Linked DNA regions of Homo sapiens: region 2 is linked to region 1. Evidence: read pairs that join two places in POLR2A ChIA-PET (ENCODE). Cell type or tissue: PC-9. All regions are shown on one strand. Each heading gives the region's core, and the rest is flanking DNA. Links, peaks and the distances in the headings are about the cores only.

Region 1 (9,719 bases), core at 962-8,961:
ATGGACTCACAGTTCCACATGGCTGGGGAGGCCTCACAATGATGGTGGAAGGTGAAGGAGGAGCAAAGGCACATCTTACATGGTGGCAGGCAAGAGAGTGTGTGCAGGGGAACTGCCCTTTATGAAACCATGAGATCTCTTGAGATTTACTCACTATCATGAGAACAGCACAGGAAAAACCCACCCCCTTGATTCAATTACATCCCACCAGGTCCTTCTTGTGACATGTGGGGATTATGGGAGCTACAATTCAAGATGAGATTTGGGTGGGGACACAGCCAAACCACATCAGTATTATTTTCCCCCCAATAAGATAATTTGCCATTCACATCTAGGGTGACTCCAGTGGTGGGGACTCAAGGGCTCCCTGGTGGCGAATGGTGGTAGGTGGAGAAACCAGCTGTATCTACCTCTGAATTCCTATCCTGGAAGGGACTCTTGGGACCACCTGGGCAGCCTCCATGTTTTCTAGGATTTTTTTTTTTTTTTTTTTTTTTTTGGAGACAGTGTCTCATTCTGTTGCTCAGGCTGGAGTGCAGTGGCATGATCTTGGCTCACTGTAACCTCCACCTCCCAGGTTCAAGCGATTCTCCTGCCTCAGCCTCCCGAGTAGCTGGGACTACAGGTACGTGCCACCATGCTGGGCTAATTTCTGTATTTTTAGTAGAGGCGGGGTTTCACCATGTTGGCCAGGCTGGTCTCGAACTCCTGACCTCAAGTGATCCACCTGCCTCGGCCTCCCAAAGTGCTGGGATTACAGGCATAAACCACTGTGCCTGGCCTCTAGGACTTTTGTAAATTGTCTACCTGAGTATTAACCCATGGCTCAGGAGGCCCCCAGCACTAAGACGCTCTATCACCAGTATTTGAGGAGTCTTCAGGCAGCGGGGCAGGGAGTAAGAGACAGAACAAATGCTCCAGGATGAGGAGACCCAGGGGATTTGTGCGGCTCCGGCATCGCCAGCATAGTTGTTAGGAAACCTGGGCTAATTAGGGTGCTCTGTTGTTCTTCTCAGCAGGCCCTTGAAATTGGGCAGACTTCTGGCTCACCTCTTAGAGAGAAAGGAACACTGTGTACCACTTTCTCCCTGTGTTTGCCACAGGGAAATGGCTATGGTTGCTGAGAAGTTGGGACAGAACCTGCAGGCGTGTGCTTACCACGTTTCTTGGGAGAGCAGGGATGGTCTGTGTGGCAGCCACATTCTCACTCCTTTGTGCTTCCCCTTTTGCCTCCATTCCTAGGCCTGTGAATGTTCTAGATTCTCTGGACACACTCAGCCTTCTGGAGTATGTCCAGGCAGCATGACTGTGGCATGCAAAAAACAAGGGCTTGGAAGCCATTCTCTGGCCGTGTGATGTTCATGAGAGTTAACCTGATGACTCTGTGCCTCAGTGTCACTGCTCTAATGGGAATCTAGAATATTCTTCACTGAGAGGTTTTGAGGCTTTATGGTCCCCCATAAATTACTTCTTTCTCTGTTCTTTCCCCTAAGCCCTATCTCAAAGTCTATTCCAGTCCTTATTGTCACTTGTGTGAAATTCTCCTTTCTCTGCTCTTTCTTCTAAATTGCATCTAGCGGTTGGGGTGGGGGGGCGGTCTGCCTACAAAATGAAAGCCACTCATAATGGAAATAATTTTAGACTCACACAGGAGTTACTGTGACTCAACAGCTGAACAAAAACGCTTGGTTTCTCATGCTGGGAGATAGTCCTCCATCCCCACAGGTCCTGGCAGAGGAGCAACTTTGTGACTTTCACCTGAGGACCTGTGGGGTGTGCTCTCAGGGATTGTGAGGGTGGGTTCTGGAGGGATCTTCTCAACACAGACAGCCTTTTTCCTCTCTTTGCAGCAGAGGGACTCCTTTGAACCCATGAGTGTGGCCTTTATAACTCAATGCTCAGAATGTTTGAAAGAATAGGTCTTTAGAAAGTCGAAATTACCCTCTGTTCGGGAAATTACAAACACCTACAGGTACATACACCTCCCATGTTCCCCTAGTGTGAGTACGGCAGACATCACTAATGGATCCCAGCACCTTTCTCTGTGCTGAACCTGAATGGAACCTTAGAATCTTTTCCCCATAGTGCCTGAGCCTGAGAAAATATATACTTTTATAGTTATAGAAATTGAGACCCAGAGACTTAAGTATCTAGTGTAAGGCAGTCTTCTTGTAAGGTGAATGAATATAAATATATATACACACACATGTATATGTAAATTTTATGTTGGCAAGTTTTGCAAATTGTTCCTGATGGAACACCTCCCGCCCAATACATTTAAATCTGAGGTTCTTTATCAGGACCAATTTGCAAAACTTGTTGCTGTCTCTAAAGAATGGAGTACACTATCACACTGACAAAGTAGTGTATCCCTTACGCTTGCCAGTTTGAGCTGCAGGAATATTTGGGAAAATGAGCTGCATGTGTCAGATGGGCCACATCACCTGGAGCAGGCAGAATGCACCTGAGATGGAGGATGACTGACAAGTTGGAACATTTTTTGCTAGGCAAGGAGGTGCAGTTACAAAATATCTGCCTGCTTCAATCAGATCTGGCAGAAAATGCAATCCTTTCCTAGAGGGTAGAGAAACATTTGTTTGAAATGATTAGTTTCTTTTTGGGTAGAAAGGTGTTCCCTGGGTGGATGTTTTATGAGGCTTATGTCTGTCCCTCTCTCCCTGCCTCTTCCTTTATTTCCTTTTGTCCTTTAAGATCCAGCTCCCTTCTCCAGGAATCTTCCCCTCTGCTGCCTGCCCAAAGTACCTCTAGTTCCATTCCTGTTGAAACACTTAATTCTGTCCCCAGTGAGAGCCTCACAGCTCCACCTAGCATGAGCTCTCCTGTGAATTTTTTCCTGTGTACCTGACAATGTTGAGCAAGGATCCAGGGTCACACAGCCCATGAGCTGTGTGCAAAGTTTAGAGGTTGCCATGGTCTGAATGTTTGTGTACCCCCCACAAATTCAAGTGTTGAAACCTAATCCCTAATGCAATAGTATTGGGAGGTGATTAGGTCTTGAGGGCTCTGCCTTCATGAATGGAATTAGTGCCCTTATAAAAGAGGCCTGAGGGAGCCTCTTCACCCCTCTGCCATGTGAAGACACAGAAGGCATCACTGTTTGGTGCCTTGCCAGACACCGAATCTGCTATTGCTTTGATCTTGGACTTCCCAGCCTCCAGAACTGTGAGCAATACATTGATAAATTCCTTAGTCTAGGATATTTTGTTATAGCAGCAGGAGTAGACTAAGACAGAGATACCAAGTTTGTCTGTGGATTTGTGGCTTCCCAGGGCAGGTGAGCCTGGAGGAAGGACTCGTATGTGTGTTGTTTTTCTATGCCAGGAGTCAGAGGTTGGGCTGGGTCCCATGATCAGGGCTGCTGTTTAGGGCCGGGGTCTTCCTGTCTTCTGGCCTTGTGAATGGCCTGGTGCTTTGCCTGGCGAGAGGAGTCAGACTTTCCTCTCTTGCTGCAGTGTGTTGTTGCTGCTCTGCTGTCTAGCAGCTACCGTTGCCATGGAGCAGCAAGAGGTACTGTGCCAGTGGCCCCCCTCCCACTGTCCTTGCAACAGCTCCTCTGTCTGCCTCCTTAGCCCTCAGCCCTGCCATGGGATGGGAACAGAGGAGACTGCAGCAGCAAGTGTGGCTGATTTTAATTGATTTCTGCTTGGTACACATTTACTGATGAGCTGTAGGTCAGCAACTTCCAACAGAGCTGAGATGGGAAGAGAATGGCTGGCTGCCTAGTTGCTTCCTGGGACTTTGAATGGCATCTTGGCATTTTACAAATGTGATCATGGGAGCTGCTGATGGGACCTCCCCTAGAGATACAATGACAGCGGCACCTGTCATCTCTACTATTATCTATAATGTGGCTTGTATTTATCAACTCACTTAAACCTGCAGGCAGTATTATCTCCATTTTACAGATAAGGAAACTAAAGCTCAGAGAGGTTAAGTAACTTGACCAAATTAACACAGTGAAAAAGGGGCAGAGCTGGGATCCAATCCCAGGCAATATGGCTTTATAGTTCATGTTCTTAACCACTATTTTATACTGCCTCTGTATTTCTAAACTAAAAGTTGAAACCTACCATTGGAGATCTTTAAAAATAAAAGTAGGTCATTAGCTCTTTAAGACAGTCTATGTATGTAGCGACATTTATTAAATACTGACTGAATAAAGTACCTAAGAGTATGCCAGGTACTCTTCTAGTTGCTCTCATGTATTAGCTCATTAATCCCCACAACACTCCTGAGAGGTAAGTATTATTATTTTCATCCCCATTTTGCAGAGGAGAAAACTGAGGCATGGAGAGGGTTAGTATCCACGGTCACAGAGCCAGGATGTGACAGGACTGGAACCCAATTGTCTGGCTCTAGATTCTAAATAAAAGTGAAACTACTAGCTTATGAAACAAAATTTGACAAACCTCTCAACTTGGTTATTCTGACGGAAGAAATTCTAGGAATAGAGAACCCTCCTGGAGTTACCGTCTTAGTTACTAGAGCTCAGTTTGTGAGACTCCATAGCTTTTCAGAATATTTTATATTCTGAATAAAAAAATGCACACAACAAAAACAACCAGATACATTTGTTCAAAGGAACGATCCTCAGGATTTGTGGACAGTTCACTTCGAGACCAGTGTCTCTTACAATCTCAGTTTTCTGTCCTGAGCAGTTACCTTCAAAACTTAGGGGAAGAGCTCAGAGGATGTCTGAGTCCATTTTGCATCTTCATCACACAGAGCTCTGTGGCTGAGTGCATCATAGCTCTTAGGTACAGCAGACCTATTGGATTGATCAGCAGCAGAACTGTTATGCCTGGGGTAAGAACATAATGAAGTGGGGGAGATTCCAAGCTAGGAATTTGGGGCCCAGATTCTAGGGGATGCCTCCAGGGTTTTCAGGCTGCACCTTCTCCATTGATCTGCCCAGTTTATGGAGCCACAGGGGAATAAGTCCTGCTATTGAAGGTGATGTTGGTGCAGGTGGTATTGGGGTGGCACCATTGACCATGCTGCACTGGGAGTCCCCAACCCTGGGCTTTCCCTTTTGAGGTTCAGTGTAGGCTCTTGATTCTGCTTCATAATCTTACTTTACAGTTGGAGGAAGAGGACGGGTTGCGAAAGGAACTTCCTTTGCATGCGGTCAGAGTGCTGGGCCATCTGAACAGCCCCCTCCACGGTCTGCAACATTTCTACATTCTGATAGAAACAGTTAGTGGTCTTGACGTGTCTGACAACCTACAAAACCAACATATCCTGGGGTTTGATCTCTCTGGTGGTGTCAGAGGAGTCCAAAGTGAGCATCTGTAAGCTCGGCTGTGATCCAGCCTATTTGGGAGGATCTGTATTAAACCAGTGACTGCCCTCCCCACCCCACCTCTACTCCTAAAGGGTTCTGTTTCACAAGAGCCAGGCTCAGGTACCTGTTTTTCTCCACCCACACCTTGTTTATTCCTCTTTTCCTCACTGTCTTCGTTGTTGTTCTTGTTGTATATGAGAAAATCGACTCATTTTTAACATTTCGCAAGCCTCCCCCTCCCACTAGTAGGTGTGTGAGCAGCTGCAGATTTTACCGTCTGTAAACCTTCCACACTCCAGCAGATCCTCTTTCCACCTTTCAGCACTGTGCAGCCCACCCAAGCCACGTGCCTTCTTGGTGTCCCATCTATGCCTCTCTCTGAAATCAGGAACCAAGCTCACTGGGGATGAGCATGGCAGGACCTCAGGAAGAAGCCTACTCCTTTCCTTCCTGCAAGAAAATGTGCCAGGCATTTAGTATTAGGGATACAGAAGTGGATACACAAGATTCTTGCCTTCAAGCAACTCGGGAATTTAGAAGGAATAGCAACAGTATTAACAATTGCTACCATTTATTCAGTTTCAGTATATGTAAGCCACTGCACTTTTTTTTTTTTTTTGAGACTGAGTCTCGCTCTGTCACCCAGGCTAGAGTGCAGTGGCGTGATCTCTGCTCACTGCAGTCTCTCCCTCCCAAGTGCAAGTGAATCTCCTGCCTCAGCCTCCTGAGTAGCTGGGATTACAGGCGCCTGTCACCACACCCGGCTATTTTTTGTATTTTTAGTAGAGACGGAGTTTCGCCATGTTGACCAGGCTGGTCTCGAACTCCTGACTGCTGGTGATCCACCCACCTTGGCCTCCCAAAGTGCTGGAATTACAGGCGTGAGCCACCTCACCCAGCGCACTGTGCTTTTCCTGAATGATATCATCTAATAATTCTCAAAACCAGCCTGGAACGTAGGAATTCTTGTTTTCATCTTGGAGATGAGAAAATGGCAGAGAGGATAAGTTAATCAGCTGAGGTCACATAGCTAGCAGGTGGTGGACTCAGTAGTTTGTCTTTGGAGGACAGACAATTTTTTTTTTTTTTTTGAGATGGAGTTTTGCTCTTATTGCCCAGGCTGGAGTGCAATGGCCCGATCTCAGCTTACTGCAACCTCTGCCTCCTGGGTTCAAGCGATTCTCCCACTTCAGCCTCCCAAGTAGCCGGGATTACTGGCATGTGCCACCATGCCTGGCTAATTTTGTATTTTTAGTAGAGATGGGGTTTCCCCCTGTTGGTCAGGCTGGTCTTGATCTCCTGACCTCAGGTGATCCGCCCGCTTCGGCCTCCCAAAGTGCTGGGATTACAGGTCTGAGTCCTGCACCCGGCGACAGACAATATTATTAAGAACAATGTTGACTGAACGCCTCCAGCGTCCCACTTGTCAGTGCTTGTAGACACAGGCTTTCAGTCTCCTGAAGTGCTGTGGACACTTTGATCAGAGAGGGTCATGGCTTGTGAGGATCACCACACAAGAGGAAGTGGCAGCTCAGGTCTGATGATGAAGTTTGTCTGACTCCAGACCTTTCTGGCTCCTAACCCCTGGACCGTATCACCTCTCATCAAAACAGTGCAAGATGTATTATCAAATCCAGCCACTGGTTAGACTAGAAAAAGGAGCTATTAGGAGTGGTGACAGAGGGCATCCCTGTCTTGTGCCGGTTTTCAAAGGGACTGCTTCCAGTTTTTGATCATTCAGTATGATATTGGCTGTGGGTTTGTCATAGATAGCTCTTATTATTTTGAGATACGTCCCATCAATACCTAGTTTATTGAGAGTTTTTAGCATGAAGGGTTGTTGAATTTTGTCAAAGGCCTTTTCTGCATCTATTCAGATAATCATGTGGTTTTTGTCGTTGGTTCTGTTTATATGCTGGATTATGTTTATTGATTTGCATATGTTGAACCAGCCTTGCATCCCAGGGATGAAGCCCACTTGATCATGGTGGATAAGCTTTTTGATGTGCTGCTGGATTCGGTTTGCCAGTATTTTATTGAGGATTTTTGCATCGATGTTCATCAGGGATATTGGTCTAAAATTCTCTTTTTTTGTTGTGTCTCTGCCAGGCTTTGGTATCAGGATGATGCTGGCCTCATAAAATGAGTTAGGGAGGATTCCCTCTTTTTCTATTGATTGGAATAGTTTCAGAAGGAATGGTACCAGCTCCTCCTTGTACCTCTGGTAGAATTCGGCTGTGAATCCGTCTGGTCCTGGACTTTTTTTGGTTGGTAAGCTATTAAGTATTGCCTCAATTTCAGAGCCTGTTATTGGTCTATTCAGAGATTCAACTTCTTCCTGGTTTAGTCTTGGGAAGGTGTATGTGTCAAGGAATTTATCCATTTCTTCTAGAATTTCTAGTTTACTTGCATAGAGGTGTTTATAGTATTCTCTGATGATAGTGTGTATTTCTGTGGGATCGGTGGTGATATCCCCTTTATCATTTTTTATTGCATCTATTTGATTCTTCTCTCTTTTCTTCTTTATTAGTCTTGGTAGCAGTCTATCAATTTTGTTGATCTTTTTAAAAAAACTAGCTCCTGGATTCATTGATCTTTTGAAGGTTTTTTTGTGTCTCTGTCTCCTTCAGTTCTGCTCTGATCTTAGGTATTTCTTGCCTTCTGCTAGCTTTTGAATGTGTTTGCTCTTGCTTCTCTACTTTTTAATTGTGATGTTAGGGTGTCAGTTTTAGATCTTTATTGCTATTCAACATAGTGTTGGAAGTTCTGGCCAGGGCAATCAGGCAGGAGAAGGAAATAAAGGGTATTCAATTAGGAAAAGAGGAAGTCAAATTGTCCCTGTTTGCAGATGACATGATTGTATATCTAGAAAACCCCATCGTCTCAGCCCAAAATCTCCTTAAGCTGATAGGCAACTTCAGCAAAGTCTCAGGATACAAAATCAATGTGCAAAAATCACAAGCATTCTTATACACCAATAACAGACAGAGAGCCAAATCATGAGTGAACTCCCATTCACAATTGCTTCAAAGAGAATAAAATACCTAGGAATCCAACTTACAAGGATGTGAAGGACCTCTTCAAGGAGAACTACAAACCGCTGCTCAATGAAATAAAAGAGGATACAAACAAATGGAAGAACATTCCATGCTCATGGATAGGAAGAATCAATATCGTGAAAATGGCCATACTGCCCAAGGTAAGTTATAGATTCAGTGCCATCCCCATCAAGCTACCAATGACTTTCTTCACAGAATTGGAAAAAACTACTTTAAAGTTCATATGGAACCAAAAAAGAGCCCGCATTGCCAAGTCAATCCTAAGCCAAAAGAACAAAGCTGGAGGCATCACGCTACCTGACTTCAAACTATACTACAAGGCTACAGTAACCAAAACAGCATGGTGCTGGTACCAAAACAGAGATATAGACCAATGGAACAGAACAGAGCCCTCAGAAATAATGCCATACATCTACAACTATCTGATCTTTGACAAACCTGACAAAAGCAAGAAATGAGGAAATGATTCCCTATTTAATAAATGGTGCTGGGAAAACTGGCTAGCCACATGTAGAAAGCTAAAACTGGATCCCTTCCTTACACCTTATACAAAAATTAATTCAAGATGGATTAAAGACTTAAATGTTAGACCTAAAACCATAAAAACCCTAGAAGAAAACCTAGGCAATACCATTTAGGACATAGGCACAGGCAAAGACTTCATGTCTAAAACACCAAAAGCAATGGGAACAGAAGCCAAAATTGACAAATGGAATCTAATGAAACTAAAGACCTTCTGCACAGCAAAAGAAACTACTATCAGAGTGAACAGGCAACCTACAGAATGGGAGAAAATTTTTGCAATCTACTCATCTGACAGAGGGCTAATATCCAGAATCTACAATGAACTCAAACGAATTTACAAGAAAAAAACAAACAACCCCGTCAACAAGTGGGCGAAGGATATGAACAGACACTTCTCAAAAGAAGACATTTATGCAGCCAAAAGACACATGAAAAAATGCTCATCATCACTGGCCATCAGAGAAATGCAAATCAAAACCACAGTGAGATACCATCTCACACCAGTTAGAATGGCAATCATTAAAAAGTCCGGAAACAACAGGTGCTGGAGAGGATGTGGAGAAATAGGAACACTTTTACACTGTTGGTGGGAGTGTAAACTAGTTCAACCATTGTGGAAGTCAGTGTGGCGATTCCTCAGGGATCTAGAACTAGAAATACCATTTGACCCAGCCATCCCATTACTGGGTATATACCCAAAGGATTATAAATCATGCTGCTATAAAGACACATGCACACATGTTAATTGTGGCACTATTCGCAATAGGAAAGACTTGGAGCCAACCCAAATGTCCAACAATGATAGACTGGATTAAGAAAATGTGGCACAT
Region 2 (9,719 bases), core at 1,174-9,173, 490 kb after region 1:
AAACCATCCCTAGAGAAGCCTAGACATTGGATTTGCTAAAGAAAGATTTTCAATAAGCTTTTGTAAATATGTTCAATGAACTAAAGGAAACCATGTCTAAAGAATTAAAGGAAAGAGAATAATGTCTTGCCAAACAGAGAATATCAATGAAGAGATAAAAATTATTTTAAAAAGAACCAAATAAAAATGCTTAAGTTGAAAAGTGCAATAACTGAAATTAAAAAATCACTGGAGGGACCCAATAGCAAATTCAAGAAGGTGAAAAAAGCCTGAACAACAGGAAGGAATAAGAATAAAGAAAAATGAACAGAGCCTCAGAGACTTATGGGATACCATCAACTATACCAACATATGCATAAAAGGAATCCCAGAAGGAGAGGAGAATGAGAAGGGAAAGGAAAAATATTTGAAGAAAGAATAGCTGAAAATTTCCTAAATTTGATGAAAAACATTAATTTGCACATTTCAAGAATGCACAATCCAAGAAGCTCAACAAATTCTAATGGGAAAATTCAAAGGCTCCACACCTAGACACATCATAACAAATTATCAAAAGACAAAGAGAAAATCTCAAAAGCAGCAAGAGAGAAGGAACTCATCATACAAAAGAGTCCTTAATAAAATTACCAGTTGACTTATCAGAAACCATGAAGGCCAGAAGGCAATACGATGAAATACTTAAAATGATAAAAGAAAAATACCGTCCAAAAATTCTATACCCAACAAAAATATCCTTCAGAAATGAAGGAGAAATTAAAACATTCCCAAGTGAACAAAAACAGAAAATTGATTGCTAGCATACCTGGCCTACAAAAAGTACTGAGAAGAATCCTTCAAGTTGAAATGAAAGAACACCAGACAATTAACTTGAAAACACATGAAGAAATAAAGAGTACTGGTAAAGGTAACTACACAGGTAAATATAAACATTGGTATAAATATATTTTTTAACTCTATCTCATTAAAAATACAACTTCATAAAGCAATAATTATAAAACTGTTGGTGGGCTCATGATGTATAAAGACATAATTCATATGACAATAATGGCACAAATTAGGGGAGTATGCAACAACTATGTTACAGCAAAGCTTTCCTATACTATTAAGTTGGTGTTCATCTGAACTAGATCATTTTAAGCAAAAATGTTAATTATAATCCTCAAGGCAACCACTAAGAAAATAGCTTAAAAATACAGTTAAATTAAAAATAAGGGATTAAAAAGGCATACTAGACATATTTAACATAAAAGAAAGCAGTGAGGGAGAAATTGAGGAATAAAAAGGTGTCAGACAAGACACAAGAAAGCACAAGTGGCAAAAGAACATAGATAAATTAGACTTCATCAAAATTAAAACCTGTTGTGTGTCAAAGGACACTCAAAGTTTTCAGCAAATCTACAGAATGAGAGAAAATATTTGCAAATCTTACATCTGATAAGGATCTAGTATCGAAAATATACGAAGGACGCTTAAGACTCAGCAATAAAAAGACAAGCCAGTTTTAAAATGAGCTAAGGATTTGAAAGAACAGACATTTCTCCAAAGAAGAAATACAAATGCCCAATAAGTATATGAGAAGATGCTCAACATCAGTAGTCATTAGGGAATACAAATGAAAACCACAATGAGATCCCACTTTACACCCACTAGGACAACTAAAAGAGAAAAGACAGATGAGAGCAAATATTGGCGAGGATATGGAGAAGTTGAAACCCTCATACATTGGTGGGATTACATAATGGTGTAGCCACTTCGGAAAACAGTTTGGCAGTTACTCAAAAAAGTTAAACATAGAGTTACCATATGACTCATCAATTCCACTCTTAGGTACATACCCAAGAGACTTGAAAACATATGTTCATGCAAAAACTTATATATGAATTTTCATAGCATTATTCATAATAGCCAAAAGGTAGAAACAACCCAAATGTACATCAACTGATGAATGGGTAAACAAACTGTGGTATACTTATACAATAGAATATTACTTGGCCAAAAAAAGGGATGAAATGATGATACAACATGGATGAACGTTGGACACATTATGCTAAGAGAAAGAAGCCAGAAACAAAAAGCCACATGTTGTATGATTCTATTTATATGAAATCTCTAAAATAGGCAAATCCATAGACAGAAAAGAGGTTAGCATTTTCTAGGAACTATCATGCTATCCAATTTTGGAACATTTTTTGTATGAGGTAGTCCTGGAAGAGTAAAGAATGACTGCCAATGGGTACAGGGCTTCTTTTTGGGATGATGAAAATGTTCCAAAATTGGATGGCATAATAATTGCACAACCCTGTGAATATATTAAAAACTACCCAAAATGCACATTTTAAAGGGGAATTTTATGCCATCTGAATTAGATCTCAGTAAAGCTGTTGTTTTTTAAAGGTCATAAATATAAAAACAAATGGGCAACAGGCACAGCAGTCTTTTATAGTGTATGGATCTCACTGATTTAGGGTTGCAACATCAAGGAAAAGCTTACATAATCTACAACCAGCTCCACCTCTTGATCTTCTCCTCTCAGTTTCCTCACGACCTTTTGGATAAAGCCTTCAAACTTGGTGGCCATATAGACATCTTCATTCTGCAACTGAAGCCCACCACATTTCTGTCTGATCTCTTCAACCAGCCTTAAAGTAAAAACCAGCTTCGCGTTACTTAGATTTTTAAAAGGGGTTAGGAAGATTGTGTTATTTGCACTTGTCAAGTTGTTTTGAGGTAAGACTTACATCACATGCCTATTTATATCCTATGAGATCTTCTGTGATACTCATCAGAGAAATTGATAAGACTAGGGGCAAGAAATTAAAAATATATCTTGAAGGACAGTGGCAGTTTTTTAAAACTTTATCCATGACTAAAAATAAAAGCAATCAAGGCAAAAATATTTTAATTACTTATAAGCAAGGTAGCAAGGATCATATAAAGTCAACTCCTTTCCTTTCATATATACTCAGGGAATAAGAAACAAAGACACTTTCCTAACTGTAAAGATTATGAGAGATGAATGTCATATTGTAGACTATTTTCTCTAAATTACAAGTATAAGATGGACATTTGTTTGTATTACGTAGTTAACATAGGTACTAGCTAGAACCATATGCAGTAGGTCAGTATAACTTTTGAAGTCCTTTCCAATCCTTTGATTTCCACTGTTAGTTTGTCAAATTACAGCTGTTATCTGACATTTCTTGAATAGCAGTGGTGTACGAGGTACAGTGTAGAAAGTCCACCATGGTTGTGGTTCAATCATTTATTCTCTAAAAGAGATGATACCTTTGTAATCAAGATAATAATATCAGATGATTATGGTAAGCCAGACACTCAAACAGAAAATGAGTAATTCCTGCAGGAGTATCTTGCTAGCAAAAAAAAAAGTATTAATAATACAGTACTGGCCGGGTGCGGTGGCTCACACCTGTAATCCCAACACTTTGGGAGGCCGAGGCGGGTGGATCACGAGGTCAGGAGATCGAGACCACCCTGGCCAACATGGTGAAACCCCGTCTCTCCTAAAAATACAAAAATTAGCTGGGCGTGGTGGCATTTGCTTATAATCCCAGCTACTTGGGAAGCTGAGGCAGGAGAATCGCTTGAACCTGGGAGACGGAGGTTGCAGTGAGCCAAGATTGCGCCACTGCACTCCAGCCTGGCGACAGAGCGAGACTCTGTCTCAAAATAATAATAATAATAATAATAATAATAATAATAATAATAATAATAATAATACAGTACTGTGTGTGATGTACCAGGTGTGATGACTCATGCCTGTAATCCCAACTAGTAGGGAGGATGAGATGAAAGGATGGCTATCCCAGGAGTGCAAGGCTGCTAGTGCAAGTGAGCTGTGATCACACCACTGCACTCCAGCCTAGGCGACAGAGTGAGGCCCTATCTGTAATAATAATCATCATAATGTAGTATTGAAATATTTAGTTAAGCCAATTAGAAGTTTCTGGGAACTCATGAATCACAGCTGAGAAATCTATAATTTGAGGAGCCGAAACTCTTGACTTTTGAAAACACTATGTGCTCTTGAAATGATTGTTTTTGATTTCTGGAATAAAACCTCCATGAATAAAGGGGACGTTGTCTAGTTTACACTGTATCCCCAGTGCTAAAACTGTTCCTGACATGTAGTAAGTGTTCAGTCAGTGTTGTTAAGTAAATGAGTGAGTAGATAGAATATTCATCAGGAACGTTGCTTTGTCAATATGAAGGATTTTATCAAGAGGAGGAACATTTTTGCCTTGTTTAATTAGTGTATGGCCACAATGTGGCCTAGGATCAAATCCTCTTAGCTTCTATTCTCTGTACCCACCATCAAGGGACTGCACAGTCCCTGGTGAGCTCCAGCTGTCTTGTTATCCCAGTTACTCGAAGAAAAACACCTCTGAAAGATGCTGCACCAGTAGGATCCTGGTCCAGTTTCCTTGCGATAGAGGCTTTCTGGGACTCCAGCCCTTTCAACTTGCTCTAAACCTCTGTGGAGAAATTCTGATATTGGGTGATTACACTTGTCCTTGCAAGTAGCCTGATAACCCTCATTCTAGATCTGTCTTACTAGGTAATTTATGGGGGGGGCGAGGGTAGGAGAAAAAAGATTTGGGGGAAAGCATAATTAATATCAGGTATCAGATATTATTCTGGTAATATTATTAATATCAGGTGTCAGATATTATTCAGATAATATTCTGGATCAGGCTGCGTAGGAAATTCACTGTTAGCATTCTCACCCAGAGCTTCTCAATTCTGATGTCATATTGGAGGAAAATTAGCTAAGAAACTGGAAGGACAAATTTTTAAAAGATGCAAACAATTCTAAGGGTTGCTTTTTTAGGTATACGGAAGATATGAAAACAACTTCTGGTTAGCAACAAAGAGAACTAAACGGATATATCTGCTTGACCATGGAAACAATAGCAAAAAAAGATGAAGAATAAAGATGTGTTGGCCGAGCGTGGTGGCTCACACCTATAATCCCAGCACTTTGGGAGGCCGAGGCAAGCGGATCAGCTGAGGCCAGGAGTTCGAGACCAGCCTAACCAACATGGAGAAACCCCATCTCTACTAAAAATACAAAATTAGCTGGGCGTGGTGGCGCATGCCTGTAATCCCAGCTACTCGGGAGGCCGAGGCAGGAGAATCACTTGAACCTGGGAGGCGGAGGTTGCGGTGAGCCGAGATCGCACCATTGCACTCCAGCCTGGGCAACAAGAGTGAAACTCCATCTCAGGAAAAAAAAAAAAAAAAAAAAAGATGAGTCATAGATAGGTATGATAAGGTAATCACATCCAGAACAAAGGATGTGTGTGGATTTCACTGTCAAAGCCAAAGTCAAAATCTCTAGTGAGGGAATCCCTAGTGAGTCAATAAGGGCGTGGTTTTACCTGGCAACATCCATTGAGCTTGCTCCAGATTTAAAGAAGTCTGTTGAGTCTTCAATAATGGGGACATTGCTTAAAATTCCAGCCCAGATGACCTACACAAAAAGGAAACTCTTATGAGGGAAGTGCCACGTAGAACAATGTGGCAGAGACTGGGCTAGCTCTTCACCAAACCAATTCCCTCTTCATCTTGTACACTCAGCTGTACATACAGCTGGATCACATTTCTCAGCGCCTCTCCAAGTTAGATGCAACCAATGAACAGGAGTGGAAGTGACCTGCACCACCCCAGTCCTAGCCCATGTAAACCTCCTCCACGCCATTCTACATGCTCCTTTGCCCTTCTGGCTGTCTGGAATAGAGACGCCCCCCAGGGAGACCTTGAAAATAACAGAAACTGGGTTCCTGAATGACTTCACCCCTAACCCCCGTGCCAACCTGGAACTGCCTTGGATGACTTATGTGAAAAATCAGTTTGTATATACTGTGTTTAAGCATATGAATTTGGAGGTTGATTTCCTCTTGCAGCTAATACAAAAAAAGAGGAAATAAAGTTCTGATCCCACTACTTTGAGGACTGATGGTACCAGTTACGAACATGCTTCAGTTTTCCAAGGTAACAGTAAGATTTAAGTCATCATGTGTTCACCTTGATGGTCTCTGCCACTTTCACCTCTTCAGCTGTCAGTTCTACCACTGACGTCTCACCCGTTGAAAAGTACTGAGAGGCAGGGATCATTTTTCCATCTTCAAACTGCAGATTTCTCACCGTCAGCTACAAAATAGCAACAAAACAAGCATAAAAATTGAGGATTGAGACAATACAAAAGTGAGGCTGGTGGGAGGAGTCCTATAGATTATATGCATATAAGGGCAAGTTTATTTGGAAAAATACAGATTAAAAGCATTCACCATTATGTGTAAAAGGGCTGAAATGGCACTTGAATAATGGCAGCAGAAAGGAAAAAGTGAGGTCCAGGGATAGGTACATCTCAAAATGGAAAATAAGTCCTGGAAAATTTGACACTTGGACGTAGGTATTTGAATTAGAATCTATTATGAAAATAACAGACACCACCAGTGCTGCTGCAACTCTGCAGCTGCTGCCTCTGAGCACTTGCCCTGTACCATGCTCAAGAATGCATGCATAAGTGCTTGCTTCAGCAGCACATATACTAAAAAAAAGAATGCATGCATGTGCTGAAGGATCTTACCTAATTTCATAAAAGCCAGTGGAGGCGGATGCCATTATTATTCCCATTTTACTGATGCAGAAAGGGAGGCTCAATGAGGTTCAGTAATTTGCTCAGTGCCACACAGACAGTAAGTAAAAGAGCTGGGAGTAGAACCTGGAACTAGCGGCCTACAGTCTTAACGATTTATCCTGCAGCAACTGGAAAATATCTGTAAGCTACAAATTCCCTTTGCACGCTTCATTGGGAAGCTTCGCAAGGGCACACTGAGGCCCAGGGCCAACCCTCCTGAGCATAGGCAGTTTAGGTGGTGCCTGTCTGGTGGATCAGTGGCAAGGGGCATCTGAGGAGGGCCACATCTATTTCACTTGATCCTCCCAGAATCTGGCATTGGGAAGGCAGACAGACAAGATTCTCCTCTCTGTTATAAAGATGGCAAAACAGACTCAAAGGGAAGAATCATCCTGCCCAAGACCAGCGAGTGGGAAGCAGGGATTCACATCCTTATCTCCCCACTGAATTCCAGCCTCTTTCCACTTTACACAAGGCAGCCTATGCAGATCTGTGGGGCCCATCTTGAGACACCTCATCTCCATCAGGGCACTCAGAGCCAGCTCCTCCCCAGCCAGCAATGGAGTGAAAGCTATTCCCTTAATAGCTTGGGTTATAGAAGAAAATCAAAAGGTTATTTCATAGGCAGCCATATTTAACACTCACTGCTTTTCCATCGTTACCAAAAAGAACAAGTCCATTTTTGGTAACGAGACCAGGCTTCTTGGCACCTTTAATTTCCAGTGGTTCTCCAGGAGGCACAGAGCTATTCAGTAATGTCGAGCCATAGAAAGTGACCATCTAGTAAAGAGATCAAACACAGATTGTAAAATCAGGAGAAAAGCTGTTCATAGCGGTATGTATAAGCATCATTCTCTGCAAAAACGCTGAAGTTCATATTATCATCTGTAATAAAATTGAGACACCACAATGGGAGAAACTGTCTCAAACATCCATAGAAATGACACAAGGTGGCCGGGCACAGTGGCTCACGCCTGTAATCCCAGCACTTTGGGAGGCAGAGGCAGGCAGATCACGAGGTCAGGAGATCGAGACCATCTTGGCTAACACGGTGAAACCCCGTCTCTACTAAAAATACAAAAAATTAGCTGGGCATAGTGGCGGGCACCTGTAGTCCCAGCTACTCGGGAGGCTGAGGCAGGAGAATGGCGTGAACCCGGGAGGCGGAGCTTGCAGTGAGCCGAGATTGTGCCATTGCACTCCAGCCTGGGCGACAGAGCCAGACTCTGTCTCAAAGAAAAAAAAAAAGAAAGAAAGAAAGAAATGACACAAGGCAAGAAATAGTCTGTGAATATGTCACTGGAGAGTCCAAAATGCCCCACATCCAGGTGACATGAGTATGCATTTATCACATATTTGCATTGATACAAAGGTGAATGAGATAAAAAGCTCTCAGCCTTTATAGCCTGAAGGTAGGGTTTGGGTGGGTGGGGAGGTGTTGGGGGTGGGCGTCAATGATGGGCAATGCACAGTGGTCACCAGACTATTACAGTGCAGGGTGGTAAGTGATGAGAAGCACAGGGTGCTTTGTGAGTCAGTTCATGGAAAAAGGATTGGATCCAGAGAGTAACCAAGAGACACTGACGCTGACTGCATTATTATTGCACTTCTAGGATGATCAGCTATCATTTATGGAGCACTATTATGATTATGCTATAATGGTTTGTTGAATACTTACTCTAGGCCCAGGGCTAAGTACTTAAATGAGTTAACATGTATTAATTCTTTTTTTTTTTTTTTTGAGACAGAGTCTTGCTCTGTCACCCAGGCTGGTGCAATCTCGCTGCAACCTCTGCCTCCCGGGTTCAAATGATTCTCCTGCCTTAGCCTCCCAAGTAGCTGGGATTACAGGCACATGCCACCACACCGAGCTTTTTTTTTTTTTTTTTTTTTTTTTTTTTTTTTTTTTTTTGTATTTTTAGTAGAGACAGGGTTTTGCCATGTTGGCCAGGCTGATCTCGAACTCCTGACCTGGGTAATCCTCCCACCTCGGCCTCCCAAAGTGCTGGGATTACAGGTGTGAGCCACCATGGCTGGCCAACTCATTTAATCTTCACAATTACCCATAACCTAAGGGAGGCAGTATTATTAGTCCCATTTTACATTGAGGAAACCAAGGCACCCAGTGGTTAAGAAACCTGCCCGAGGTTACACAGTAAATTTTCATAGAAGCATTCTGGCTTCAGATCCTGCACTCTTAACCATTACACTAAACTCCCTCCCTTGGTCACCCATCGAGCCCATGGATTTTTATTGGCACTTAGTATGTACCCAGACTCCTGCTTAACTGCTGAGATTATCAAGACAATCACATGAAGCCCTTGCCCCTAAGGAGTTCACAGTCTAGTGTTGGGGGGAATAAAGAGACCCTCACAATATATGATGTGCGATGCCAGAGGTAGGCAGAGTGTTGCTGGAACCCAGAGATGGGCCATCAGACCCTGCCAGTCTGGGCATGTGAGATCAGGAAACCTCCCCGAAGAGGTGAAACCTGAGAGCCTGGGCTGAGTCAATTACCCATGGATAGAAGACCCTTCAGGCCCTGCCCGCCTCTCCCGCCTCAGCTCTCCCCATGCCTGTCCTCACAGTTCAGACCCTGGCTTCACTGAACTCCTTTTGCAAGTCCTTGACCAGGTGCTGGAGTCTCTTATCTCTGGGGCTTCACCTACTTGTCTTGCTCTCAACCTGGTTAACTCTTCTCGAGCAAAGCAGTGAGCTTTTCTAGGAAGCCTTTCCTAACATGCCTGAGTCTCAGCCTCCATGATAGCGTTTATCTTACTGCACTGAGAATGTTTATTCACTTCTCTGCACTCCCCATAAAACTGCAGGCTCCTTAGATCAGGCGCTGGATTTAGTGTCTGCTGCACAATAAATGCTTAATACATGCTGAGTAAAGGGGAGAGTGAATCACAGACCTGCCTCATGACCAAGGAAGAACCATGGGAAGCCCAGATTTATCTGTAATATCTCTTACAAAGGTAATAATCGGGGAGGGGGGTGGGGGGAGTGGTCCCTAAAACATACCTGTCCATTTATCTCTGTCCAAGCTCCAGGGACT

The links. Peaks named below come from ENCODE experiments on the same cell type or tissue, not always from the same donor. Only the 100,000 strongest peaks of a DNase experiment are listed, where the experiment ranks them.
Region 2: POLR2A ChIA-PET joins it to region 1 with 22 read pairs; 2 of 35 experiments call an interaction of 5 or more read pairs at or near these places.

What each region holds. Positions count from the first base shown.
Region 1 is chr12:104,564,785-104,574,503 of GRCh38, forward strand. The region is part of intron 1 of CHST11 (carbohydrate sulfotransferase 11); the gene reads left to right. Among named protein-coding and RNA genes, the nearest start is that of MIR3922, 22 kb to the right of the region's middle. RefSeq lists enhancers at 1,383-1,442, 5,186-5,275. In PC-9, for the core only: no CTCF peak of the experiment used is centred there; no DNase peak of the experiment used is centred there.
Region 2 is chr12:105,055,582-105,065,300 of GRCh38, forward strand. ALDH1L2 (aldehyde dehydrogenase 1 family member L2) reads right to left here. Exons shown (of 23, transcript NM_001034173.4): 6 at 9,686-9,719; 7 at 7,307-7,441; 8 at 6,046-6,171; 9 at 5,400-5,491; 10 at 2,492-2,639. Among named protein-coding and RNA genes, the nearest start is that of ALDH1L2, 24 kb to the right of the region's middle. RefSeq lists an enhancer at 4,916-6,115. In PC-9, for the core only: no CTCF peak of the experiment used is centred there; a DNase peak (open chromatin) is centred at 5,360.